3 separate regions of the Homo sapiens genome follow, and all the other regions are linked to region 3. The links are chromatin contacts, found by Hi-C in ENCODE. All regions are on one chromosome and are shown on one strand. Each heading gives the region's core, a stretch centred on a gene start or an enhancer-like site at or near the end of the contact. The rest is flanking DNA. Distances are from core to core; before and after follow the strand shown. Region 1 has its middle 64 kb from the start of SMIM21. Region 2 has its middle 48 kb from the start of PTGR3. Region 3 overlaps ZNF407 (zinc finger protein 407).

The links. A loop is a pair of places that touch in the nucleus more often than their neighbours do. Pooled maps may share reads with other maps.
Region 1: a map of naive thymus-derived CD4-positive, alpha-beta T cell shows a loop between it and region 3 (24-fold over the local background). The contact joins two enhancer-like sites. A Hi-C loop is called at or near these places in 6 of 168 maps with a recorded cell type or tissue (B cell, CD4-positive, alpha-beta T cell, CD4-positive, alpha-beta memory T cell and 2 more), 2 of 37 single-sample maps with no recorded cell type and 10 of 50 pooled maps.
Region 2: a map of heart left ventricle shows a loop between it and region 3 (3-fold over the local background). The contact joins two enhancer-like sites. A Hi-C loop is called at or near these places in 3 of 168 maps with a recorded cell type or tissue (CD4-positive, alpha-beta memory T cell and heart left ventricle), 1 of 37 single-sample maps with no recorded cell type and 15 of 50 pooled maps.

The regions. Positions count from the first base shown.
Region 1 is chr18:75,361,670-75,365,940 of GRCh38, reverse strand. No RefSeq gene overlaps it. Among named protein-coding and RNA genes, the nearest start is that of SMIM21, 64 kb to the left of the region's middle. Within about 2 kb of position 1,905, at least 2 of the 41 ENCODE cell types and tissues checked have a DNase peak (open chromatin) inside an H3K27ac peak, as active enhancers do.
Region 2 is chr18:75,158,617-75,163,102 of GRCh38, reverse strand. No RefSeq gene overlaps it. Among named protein-coding and RNA genes, the nearest start is that of PTGR3, 48 kb to the left of the region's middle. Within about 2 kb of position 1,347, at least 7 of the 41 ENCODE cell types and tissues checked have a DNase peak (open chromatin) inside an H3K27ac peak, as active enhancers do.
Region 3 is chr18:74,896,417-74,900,294 of GRCh38, reverse strand. The region is part of intron 7 of ZNF407 (zinc finger protein 407); the gene reads right to left. Among named protein-coding and RNA genes, the nearest start is that of ZNF407, 300 kb to the right of the region's middle. Within about 2 kb of position 2,119, at least 2 of the 41 ENCODE cell types and tissues checked have a DNase peak (open chromatin) inside an H3K27ac peak, as active enhancers do.

The DNA of each region.
Region 1 (4,271 bases), core at 656-3,155, 470 kb before region 3:
CCCTGGCTGGGAAATAGGCACATTTACTATAGTGGAAATAGGTATGTTTCCAAATTCTTTCTGGTGTTAAGTTGGAAGACTGAATATTGAGCTTGGAATGAAGCCATATTCAAATAAATAATAACTTGGTAAAGAAATTAAAAGAGTAAACAAGTAGTAAATTTTCAAGCAAATTCAACATTTCTCCCCCCAGGATTCAGCCATCTCAGGGCCTTTTTCTAGGGAGTGGGGCCCTCCCCCGGAGGTGGGGGCTTCAAATCCCCCAGCTTCTAAGCCCAGGAGGCAGCCCCAGAACCCATGTTAGGCCTTCTCTTCCCTCCACTCCCTCAAAGGCCATGGCCCCAGGCTAACCTGCGGGGAATGACTGAGGAATCGTGTCTTGTCTGAACTGCTCTTGAGACCTCCAAAATAACCAAACCTATGGTGGCAAAACAATTGCAGTCCTAAAACAACCCGATGAGGTCCCCACAGAAGTCTTTGTTAAGAACTTTCCCTGGGCCTGACTCTGTGCTGGCTGTGTTTTCCAAGAAGAATGGGCAAACGGGCCCTCCCACTGAGAAGTACTGACCACATGAAAAATACCACAATGCATGGAACAGAGGTGCAGCTATTAGGGGTACGGTGACAGCCAAGACGACTGTGGCCTCCAGACTGCACACTGCACCTAACACACAGTAGGCGCTCTCTCTGTACTTGTGGAGTAAATGATAACTTAATCTTGCAATGCGAAAATAAAAGCAGCATTTAGAATGTCAGTGTGAAAATGCCGTGCTGTTGTGACCTGATCCAACTGCACATGGTGGCTGTGGTCAGTGCTGGTGGCTCCCAGGGTGAGGACAATGCCGACAGTGTACCGAGGAGAGAGAAGGAAAAACAATGATGAGAAGAAGCAAGACCAAAATGATTGAGCAACACCTGAGAGATATGTAGAGGAGAGGACTCAGGGGGGCTAGACCGTCATTTTCAAATATTCCAAGACCTACCAAATGCCGGGGGGGTAGGCTCAGTCCAGATGGTCCCAAGGGACAGAAGGAGGACAAATGCCACACCTGCAAGGCCACTCTCAGGCATCAGCAGCCCAGCCTTGCTTAATTACGTCACACGACCTTTCCAAAGACGTATGACATCAGTCTCCTTTGAAACTGCAGAGATGGCAGGGACTTCCCGTTCACTCAGCGAGCCTCCCCGTGTTCAGATAAATAAATGTTGAAGTTATCACATGCTGCTTACTGAACACACGAGTTGCCAAATGAGGCTGGCTACTCACTGATTTTGTTAAGCTGTGAGTACTTGAATTCAATACAGAACATATTGCCTCTTGAAACACAGTACAGAAAGCCATTTTCATCATACTGGTACTATTCTGAATCAGCTACTCAAAGTTGCCTTTTGAAACTGCCTTTCAGAGGACACCCTGATGTATGAGCCCACGTGAGTTTTCTCATCCTCATGTTTGACCGTTGTTAATCCCTCAACAACACTGTTGTTTACTTTGGTATTCGACTTCCTATTTCAAATGCTGGGAGACATCTTTACAATTGCAACGTTTCCTGAACATACAAGTTTGTTATAGCAGCAGTCTTCTGGGTTCTTGATTTCTGCTGCGAATCCCAGAGAACTAATTAAGCCAGAGCCCTTTCCACTGAAAACCTTGCCCTGTCACTGTCTGCTGCCAGGGGAGCTAACTGGCAGCCATTACACTGCCTGGAATGGGGTAGGGGGGCAGGGGCAGGAGGCCAATTAGTTTACAGCAAGGTCCATGAAGAAGCAAGCTAATCATAATGGAAAAACTTTGGAGGCTGCTCCTCACGTGTTTTAATCTTTTGAGGAAGCTGGTGAATTACCTGTGTATTTCTGGACTCTGCCAGTTCCACACCTGTGCTGCGTTCCACTCTGAGCTTGCGTATACTCCCTTGCTTCATTTTAAAGGTACTGTGTGAGTTCCCACAGCCTTGGGCACCCGCATGTACTGAAATCTGCTGGGCACTAATGTCTTGTTTGAATGATTTCTGCAATGACTGCTGTTCAACTAGGCAAATGCCCTTTGAAAGGGCAAAACCAATTCTCTCTTAGATCAACTGGGGGTGAGACATAACATGGAAAATTCCAGTATAGGTAATAAAAAAAAAAAAAAAGCTATTCCTGAATAAGTTCCATGCTGCCGTTTGAATTTATGCCCCTGGGGAAAAGTCGAAGAAATCAGAACACACAGCTCATTATTATTTGTGTAGATTATGCAAACTTTACCTTTTAGAAAAAAAATGACTAAGTTACAGAGGATCAGGGAAAGAATCTGGACTGTATTTAAGTGAGAGGGATTAGCTAGCAGGATGTTGATTTATAAACGGCAACAACCAATTCCTTATATTCTCCACTGCGGTCATGTCTCCCGCACGGTAATTCCCAGCGTTCCTTTTGAAAGCCCTTGGTACTCAGTTAGCCCCGAGGTATAATGTTTGATAATATAACCACTGCTTCTGTCACTGCGTTTTGTACAAACGCATTATATGTGGCCCAGAATGGTAAAGATTTATGTATGGGTATGGAAAATAGAAATCAGCATTGATTAAAAGCCCCAGATAGACCATCCAATACCGCCCAAAGAACATCAGTTATTTTGCATTTTGACGTGGCGATTGATAACTCATAAATGCAAGCAGGAATGACAAATGCGGATGGAAACTGGCTTTGACAAAAACGATAACAGTATCAGTCTCGAGGGGCGATGGAGGTATAAGCAGGAGCTGTTTAAAATATTTAATCATTTTATGAAGGCTGCAAGATGTTGTTTGACCCTGAAGGAGTGTGAATGTCACATGGATCAGAAATTGCCAAGTCTTTGAAGTGAAATTAAAAAATGGTGTTATTATAGATCTTTCTTGACATCCTATCACTTTTGTATAGGATTAAATATATGTATACAAAGCACCAGATAAAGGACTCCGGCAAAGGATGTCTTGGTTGAAGGGACAGGAAGTAAAGGCATCCTGGTCATGAATTTTTACTTCAAAACCCCAAAGCATTTCTTTCCTTTGCTTTTCTTTTCTTTTAAAGAGTTCTTAGTAAAAAGATGCCATTGGTTTTTAAATAGAGGGTAAACCATCCCTTACTTTTGTTACCTGGGGTCCAGCTGTTGGAATTTCTTCTCTCCTTTTTCCCCAAGCATTCTACCTCTCTTGGGTATTGTGTTTATAGCATATGTTTCTATGTGGACAGTCATACTGAGCACTTACGGCTGTAAATAAACCTGGGTATATTTACATGCTGGGGTTTGCAGGGCCTCACGTGGCCCGTGGTGCATCGGTCATGGAGGCTCCCAGCTGCCGTGCTGCTCGGCACCCAGCAGCTCCTCCAGCAGCCCAAGCCACGGTGTTCTCACAGGTGGCAAAGCGGCTCGTGAATTCCCAGGACTATTCCTCACGGTTCACTCCGGAGCAGCAGCAAGTGGACTGTCACGCTGCTCTTTGTCTTCCCTCTCTGGTGTTGCTTTTCCGGGCTTTCCCCCATCTTGAATTTTCCCCTGTTCCTATTTTGTTGTGTCTGTGGGATGTGGGTGTTGGAAGTGGGTTTTTTCAGAAGGACTGTTTTTTCTCCTTTCTAGGAATGTGTGGCTCCTTACAGGAGCTGGTGTTCTGTGATTCCGAGATATTCTTGTTTTACCCATTTTGAACCACTCTATAGAGTTCCTGGTGGCTGGAACTTACTTCATCCTGGCTGATGGATTCTGTTTTCTGGGATGGGAGCTGCACACGCAGACACACAGAGCAGAGGGAGGGCTTGGGCGGTTTCCTCTTTGGTGCAAGTGTGCATTTCCTCTGTATTCATGGGTTCCACCAACCCGTGTGCAGGGTGCAGGGGAAGTGAGCGTTTGCTGACTTCGTGGAGGGGTCACTACCTGAGTGAGGCTTTCTGACCCCCCACTTCCCTGCAACACACACACACACTCACATGCAGACACACTCAGACACTCATCACCTCACACACACACCTTTACATACATGCACACTCACACTCACTTACCAGACACACTCAGACACTCATCACCTCACACACACCCTCACATACATGCACACTCACACTCACTTACCAGACACACTTAGCCACTCATACACACACCACCTTGCCCATACACAAACACATATAACCATACACTCACACTCATGCAAACACAGCCACTCACACGCACTCATTACTTCACATATGCAAATTCACACACTCACATTCACACTCAAGCCACACTCACCCACACTCAGCCATTCACACACACTCAC
Region 2 (4,486 bases), core at 98-2,597, 260 kb before region 3:
AAAGGACAGACAAGGGCGCTGGGGGAATCCCTGTCAGCTGAGCAGGCCCCCAGTGGGTGTTCATGTAATTAATGAGCAGTCATTGTCCTTAAGACAAAGCTAATAACAATGCAATTCTATTAACAAGAGCTTTTTATTGAGAAAGTATTATAATGAATATTCTTCTTAATGCTAAAGTAATTCCTTCCTTTGTCTGGTTGTGAGGTTTTTGTTTTTAATTTTTATTATTGTTTTTATTTTTTGTTGTTATATGCAAGATTCTTCACAGACATGATCTTTAACCCTCAGTCTAAACAGCCCTATGAAGTCGGTATGATTAGACCCACTCAGATGAGAAGGCAGGCCTGCAGGGGCCAAGCAACACACCCAAGGTGACATGGTCAGTACATTGCAGAACTGGGACTTGAGCCCAGATCTTCCTGCCTCTAGAATGCACTGTCGGATTTAGAATGAGTCACTGGCGTAAGCAGCCCAGGCATGACCTTATGGATCTAGAATGATGCTAAGGAGACAGGTGGAGCCATTCTTGTCCAGAGCTGCTAAACCAAGTGTACATTCCCCACCTCTAACTGCCAGGACACCCATCATAGAGTGCCAGCTCTCTGCAAGGAAACTCAGAAGCTCTTTGAAAACTGGACGACTGACTATTCCCACATGCCTTGGTCTTGCTGTTCCCCTCCCCACCTTCCCACCAGCAGGAATCTTTCAAGGCTCAGTGTCAACGCCTCTCATGGGAAGCCTGCCTGGACTCTCGTGTTTCTGAATAGCAGCACTGGCCACGCTCGGCTTTGCATAGAAGGTATTTTCATCCACCCATTACTCCTACCAACATTCTTCCATCATTCCCTTGAGATGAGGAAGACATGGTCTTCTATGTCTTCCTTGCCACATTAGCCTCTTTAGCAGGCCTGGGGCAGGCTCTCCGTTGTTGTTGGGTTGAGTTGAAAAATGCCACCCTGCCTTGAATGCCTCATAGTGAAGGAAGAACTCTCTCCAATCACACCTGTCCCTCTATCTGGAGAAGACAAAAAGAAGGGTCTATTTCATCATCAATCTTTAGAGTAACGGAAAGAGATAGAAAAATTCCCAGCATGCTGACTGTGGCAGCAACTACATGGGCTCACTTGTCTTCTAGTCCTCCCTGCGCCCTCTGAAGGTAGGTGTGGCCATGCGACTTGCTTTGGCCAGGGAGATGTGGGTGAAAGTGAAAGTGCTTCTTCCAAGTGGAGCCTTCGGACCTGGTGTGCTCACTGCGTGTCCCCTTTCCTGTCTGGGCATCCCAGGAAGCCTGTGCCCGGATGGACCCTGAGGGACAGCAGTTGACAGAGCCTTCCTGCTGATGCTGGACACGTAGCACGAAGAAGAAAGAACAGTGCTGTGTGAAGCCACTGAGACGCTGGGGTCACTGTCGCCACGGCATAGCCTCGCTGTTTCACAAATTCACATATTGTGCCTTCTTCTCAGAATAATCAGCTCTTATTTATTGATAGAAAGAGGGTTCATAATAATGAGGTTAAATCATTGAGTGTGGTAACAAATTGTATATAATACAGCCCTAGCTCTGTTGTGCAGTATAATTCTGCACAAATGCACACACACGCACACACACCCCAAAGCAGAAAGTACGGACTTTTTCTGGCAGCAATTGTTCATGCTCTATGAAAGCTGTTAATTTTTCTCACTGGAGCTAGGCCAATTCAGTTCAGTTCACGAAGGCAACCATTGCAGAATTTTGTCTAGCATTGTTTTCTAGAGGTACCTCAGTGCCACCTAGAAGACTGGGTATTTTCCCTTAATGAAAAGATAGTCAGAATAGGGGGAAATGCTTTTCCTTTCTTTCTTCCTTTCTCTTTCTTCCCTTAAAAAAAAAAAAAACCCAGAATGATGTTGTGATTACCTTGCATTTTGCAGCATAGTGGATATGACAGTCAACCAAATTAATCCCATTATGCAAAACCCAGTTCGCAAATGGTTTTGCATTTTTGCAAAATTATGTCAATTTTCCCATAAATTGGAGAGACTGTGTCAGTTTTCTGAACCGCACAGAGACGCTTCTCAGTGCTGTATGTCTATATTTCCCTAATTCAGAAGCATACAGATTTTAGCTCCATGGCACAAATTAGGATTCATAACTTTAATGCTGATACTTTTGTTTACGTGAGACTTGCATGAGAATTGCCATTCATTTCACATTTATTTACAATCTTCTTCCTCATCATACTCATCATGATGGGAAAAAGAAAAGAGCATTAGCAGTCTGGGGAAAAAATGGTTAAAACAAAATTCTTAATTATTTTGATATTAAGAACATGATTCATTCTTTCTTTTCCTTTCTCCAGCACTCAGTCGGGTGCCTGCAGCCCTCACCCTGAGTGTCTGTGCCTTTTTCTCTGTCCGTGTTCAAGTGTTCAGGCAGCAGACAGAGCTTCCCAAATGCCGTCCCCCTGGCCAGCCGCAGACAGGCTGTTGGTGGCCAAATCTTCCTGGCATTGACTGTGATCTGTGAATTCCCTGTAACTGGACCAACTCATCAAATTCAACCCACTCCTGCCTTGAGCTGCCGAACAGCCGGGATCTGGAAGGCTCGAACCCTGACCCCTGTCACCAGCCCTCCGAGCCTCGCACATCTGCTGGCTGGATGCGGCACTGCTTCACCTGGTTCATTTCAAATGCAGCAGGCCCCCTCCGCTCCAAGCCCAGCATCGCCTCCTCTCCGTCTCTCTCTCTCTCTTTTAAAGGGAGAAAGAAAAAGCTTCCTTGTTTTGAAGACTGGCGCTCCGAGGGCTAAACTACTTACTGAATTCGGAAAATCTATTTTTTAATGGTTCTTCTTTCTCTGCGCAGCACTCTTTATTTCGAGAATGCTTTCTTGAGCAGCGAGTTGTTGACTTTGTATGCTTTGGATTTATCAGACATGTGTCAAGTTGTCAACCTCCTACCGTCTGCATTTGTGTCCACCTTGCAAACAGCAGGGAAAAATACTTTTTTTTTTCCACGAACGTTCACTTCTTGGCAGTTCTGAAACAAATTTTTGAACAGTTGCTGTTCCTATTGATAGCAATAGTTTGATGTTTCAAAAAAAACCAGGGTTTTATTTTCCCCTAAATTTTTGACATGTTCTGTCATATCATATCACATCAGACCCTGATGCATCAAAAACAAAAAAAAAGGGAGGGCGCAGCCTGCTCTGCTCACATAGATCATGAGCCTTCACAGGACACCCACCCATCTGTTCGCCACTTTCGTCCTTTTGTTCTGTCTCGAATGCTGGTATTCCTCAATCAAATGTATTCTTGCTTCTTCTAAGCCGCTGCAGTCTCTCCGGCAAGGCTTCCTAATCTTTGTGAGAAATAGTTCCAAGGAATTTGGAGACTATTCGCCTTTCCCTACTGGTGAGGGGCTGGAATCTAGATCCATTGAGGGTATCAGCTGCAATCAACAATAGACAAGGAAGAATACACAAATGAAGTCAACACCCAATAGCCCCAGGCAAGTGTCACCTAAAATTGCTGAAACTGTGAAAAAAAAAAAGTCCACAATCAAGACTGTTCTTCTCAGAGCTTTTCCCATCCCCTGGCAGGGCTGCCAGGATCTCCCCACGCCGTCGGGAGCACGCTGAGACTGTGAAATGAAGCCCAGCGTGATCTGCACCCCCGGCTCTGTCCTGGCAGCTTGTCCTCCAGAAAGGGGAGGCGGACTACAGGGCGGGTCCAGCCACACCACTCCCCACACTGCCTAGTGCTCTGGGAGCAAAGCCCAGGCCCCTCCTGGACCACCCTCCTTCTTCTGCCGCCTCAGGCCCAGCCTCATCCAGGGTCTGCCCCAGGGCCTTCAACTCACAGCTCCATCTGCATGGGAAGTGCCAGTCCCCCATGGACCGAGTTTCAGGGAGACTTAGCCCGCTGCACATAGACCATGACTGTGCAGGACCATGCGACACAAGGCATGGGAAGGCCCCTCAGGGCACGCGTAGGCCTGCGAATTCTGGATGAATGAGACCTGCTGCCCACACTCAGAGAAAGGGCCAAGTGCACAGGCAGGCGGCTGCCATAGGAGGGGGCATGGGCTCTCAGCCCAGGTGGGAGCAGAGTGATGGGGTAGAGCCAGAGCGGGAGCAGTTGACCCTTGGGGGGGCCAAGAGCGGTGGTAGAGGGCAGCCTCCTGGAGGAGGTGACTGCAACCATGTCTGTGTGGGCAGTGGGTGCACACTGTAAGGCTGGGAGCGGAACAGGCGGGCTGTGCTGGAGATGAAGGCTGGAGATAACCTGAGAGTAGCGAGTGAATTGAACAACACAAGGAACTGGGCTTGGGTTTTCTCCTCCCACTTAGTGACACCACGGTTTTGCCCGTTCATCCAAGCCAGCACCAAGCGCCCACACTCTCCTCACCCCCAGCAGCCTCAGGGGCGTGCCACCTGCATTGCCACTCAGGACACTGGGCTCAGCCCAGGTGCCACTGCTCCTGGAAGTCTTCAGAGGCCTCATGG
Region 3 (3,878 bases), core at 870-3,369:
AGGGAAGGCCTGAAGCCACAGTTCTCCATGTGCAGAGAGACGACCCACAGGACAATAGTGAGGCACTGGCTCAACTCGGGAGTGTTCTGAGAAGTCCTCAGAGGATCTAACTATTAGCAGTGCCCCTGCTTCACCAACCCTAATCACGTATACACTGTACTAGCCATCACGAATAATGCAGTTTTCAGCCTCACGGTTTCAATGGACATTTAAACATTTGGCACATAAACATTAAAGTACATTTCAGAAAGTGATTTTACGCAAACAAATGAATGCCAACACAAAGACAGCACGCATCCGTCTACCTGCCTTCAGCTGCCACCCTCTGTCTTTCCCTCTGGCCCAGTGTTTTCACAGAGCCGCCTCAAGGCAAAGTTTCTGTGAACACCAGGCAAAAGGCAAGCTTATCATTTCTGCACTTCTCTCCACTTACCTGTTTTCTGTTCTCACTACTGTACTAAAACGGGTCTTCCCAAGAGAATCTGAGACCCAGTGGCTGTGGCTGGCGGGCTGCACTCTCCTATTTCATCAACACCTGGCACGCCGCCCACTCTTTGCTTGGTGTATGACACCTCTCTTTCCTGGAGGTCCCTCCCCTGTCTGTGAGCCTGCTTCTCTGTCTCCCATACAGGCTATTTGCCTCTCTTCTTGTTTCACTTTTTCACATTTTCCAAGGAAAACATCAATCACATCAAGTTCCACATAGATTAGTATGGAACTATACACCTATTGACCTGGTTTCATTTGGACATCACATGGGCATCTCATAAGCAGCTCATCCCAGACCATCCTTTTCCTAAAGGACATCCTCCTCCAGGAGAGAGGACCTCCCTGACTGGCACGGTCACTCACCCAGCAGCCCTGACCAGCACACCCGAAGGATGGCGTGCAGCTCTCTGTCACCCTCCCCTCAGTCCATTCACTGGGCCCACAGATCCATTCGTTCACCTTCCCATCACCTGCCACTCTCTGCCCTTCCATCACAGCATTAGTTTAAGGTGATTTTCTGCGTGTACCTTTGCAATTGTCTTTTAAATGGTCTCCTGTCTCCTGTTGGATCCCTCTCTGACTCATTATTTGTACTGCACCAGTGATTTTGCAAAGTTAAGTGTGATTATGTCATTTTCCTGCTCAACATCCTCCACTGGCTCCCTACTGCTTTTGGAGGGAAACAGATCATCCAGCATGGACAGTGGAGAGAAACCCACACAGACTTCCTGCTGTCTTTTACCACAGAATCTCATGTGACCTACAATCCAGGCTTGTCCGAGTGAAAAAGAGAACTTGAAATCAAAGGAAAAGTATAATTTGGGAGTGCAGAGTGGAACAGAGTCTTAAACTTTTAACTCAAAGATATCTGAGGTTTTTAGATTGGAACAAATTTATGAAATTCAAATGTCAACCACTTTTCCCCCCAGACACTTCAATCCAAAATATTAATTTCCATATTTAAGCACAAAATTTGAAATTTATGTTTTCTCTCAATGGAAAAAAGTCTTGTTTTATGACATTTCATGTATGTGTTAAAAGTTGTAATTTAAGATGAAGAAACAAAATGTACTGAAAGAAAATACCATGTCAAGTTAATCAACATACACTCAAGACCTACACAGAGATCTCCAAATGGTGCCCTAGCTAATATTAAAGATACAAAATGAGGACTAGGTTGTTTACAAAGATTCAGGCCATAATAATTAAAAATAAGAGATTAAAGTTTAAAGAGGAAAGATTAATATTAGGTTAAAATTCTCCACAGAGAAAAGTATCAGGTTACACACTGCGTTATTGAATAAGGAATTCTAATTTATTTGAATTATTGCTCACTTGCAGTTCTGCAGCTGGCAACAGTGCAACATTGTTTTACCAAAACAAAACAAAACCTCAGAAGTAGTTCTTTTTCTAGAACTTCTAATAAATGTAGTTAAGTACGAAAATAATATGAATAGGAAAAAAAATCCAACAAAAAATTTGTGCTACATTCCCTAATTAAGAAGACAAAGATGTAAAATTTATAAAAGATATAATATTGTCTTAAAGAAATTCTTAGGGATGAGCCAAAATATACACAATAAATGCTACCACACAGAAGGCAGCATCTTATGCCTAGAGGGAGTGGAATGAGTCAGACACGCTGATACATAAGCTGCTCTGTCTTCCTCTGCTTCATAAAAACGACGGCATCACCATTTTCCAAATGTTCAAAGTTTGTCTTTCTGTCTTTCACATTTTTTCTACAGGCTCCAGACAGGCAATATTTCAGAATATGTGGAAACAAAGAAGCTGAAAATAAAATGAAATAACTAGTATCTTAGCACTCTGACCAAATTAGTGAAAACTGATTTGTACATAAAGTACAAACTTTTATATACTTCAAAGTTATTCTGTCGTTGCTATTTTCCACCAATAGTACTTGCAAAAATTGGGTTATTTTCTCTCAGATCCACAGCTGAGTCTACATCCAACCCCACACTGTAGGGATGCATAGGTGACTTCTGTCAGCTCCTCCTGGAGATTAGAGAGTTTTCCTAATAAGCTACACTGTATGAGCTTCTATTGCTGGAAGATATAGATAGTTACATAGTAAAGTGTTTTGTTGTTTGATAATAGCTCTAGTGTCTAAGGAATAACTTATTATGCAAGAGACTATTGCCCAAAAAAAAATTTTCTATTTTTTTCATCTCTAAGGCCTTTCTTTCTTCCACAATATATACAGATATATCTAACTACTACCCAAGGGACTGTCCATAGTAATTCCTTGTAGAAAGACCATCCCCAAAGATAGCTTTGGTCCTTTTATAATGACTGGATTTGCGATTCAACAACAGCAGGTTTAATAAACATGTTTATCTGGATTCTACTTAAAGAGATAGCAGACGGAATGCATGGTCACTTTGTGTTCAAAATGACTCTTCTAATTAATCTGTGATCCCAATGCCTATTTAAGCTACATCAACAAACAAAGCAACTTATTTGTAACTGATCAACAAAAAGTAGGATCTCTGATTCTTTTTCTTTTAAAGACATGTGAACCAATTTATAATTTTTAATGCTATGGAATCTATTTGTTTTCAAGTTTGTAAGATCTTTTACTTAAACAAGGTTGTTTTGTTTTTTAAGATAAAATTTAACAATGTTAACTAAAGACCTAGTGTAAATGCTTGTGCTATATCAGCACAGAGCCTCTTAGGCTGAAAACAAAAATTTTAAAAAGCCTATGTACTTGTGTGTTAGAGGGCAAGAAAGAAAATTATGAATAAAGCAAGCTGAATATGAAAGTAACACTAGATAAAAAACATTATACAAAATACAAAACCAAATAAAAAATTAGAACTGATGAGATAAAATTCACTAATGAAATGGGCAGAGAAAACTAGGAAATATTTCATTCAGGAAGAACTCAAGTTCTGCTGCAAAGAATTGTCAGAAAAAAAGGAAGAATAGATTAACACATAGTACAACATTCACACTTCATTATAGAACACCTGAACAGATGATACAATTAAGAGGACATTCATTTTATTTTGTTAGGGAACCCCTCAAAAAAATCCCACCTAAACTTGCCAGGAACTTCTACTCCACGTGAAAGGGAGTACACCGGTATAAAGTGTCATCATGACACAAGCTAGGAGAACCTTTCAAAGCAATCTTTATGCTTGCCAGGACAAAACAGTTTCGCAAACCAGCCACCACACTGACATCTACCTGTGGCTGGCTGAACTGTGTGCAGGTGACAAGCAGGAAGGGGCGATCTGACCAGGAGCAAGCACTGCACAGACAGTTCAGGGGACACATTTGTCTTCCAGAAATTCATCACAATTTGAAGAAGGCCTTGGAATCATTATTAGCCTAAGAAAAGTTTGGAAAGTAACTGGAATTTT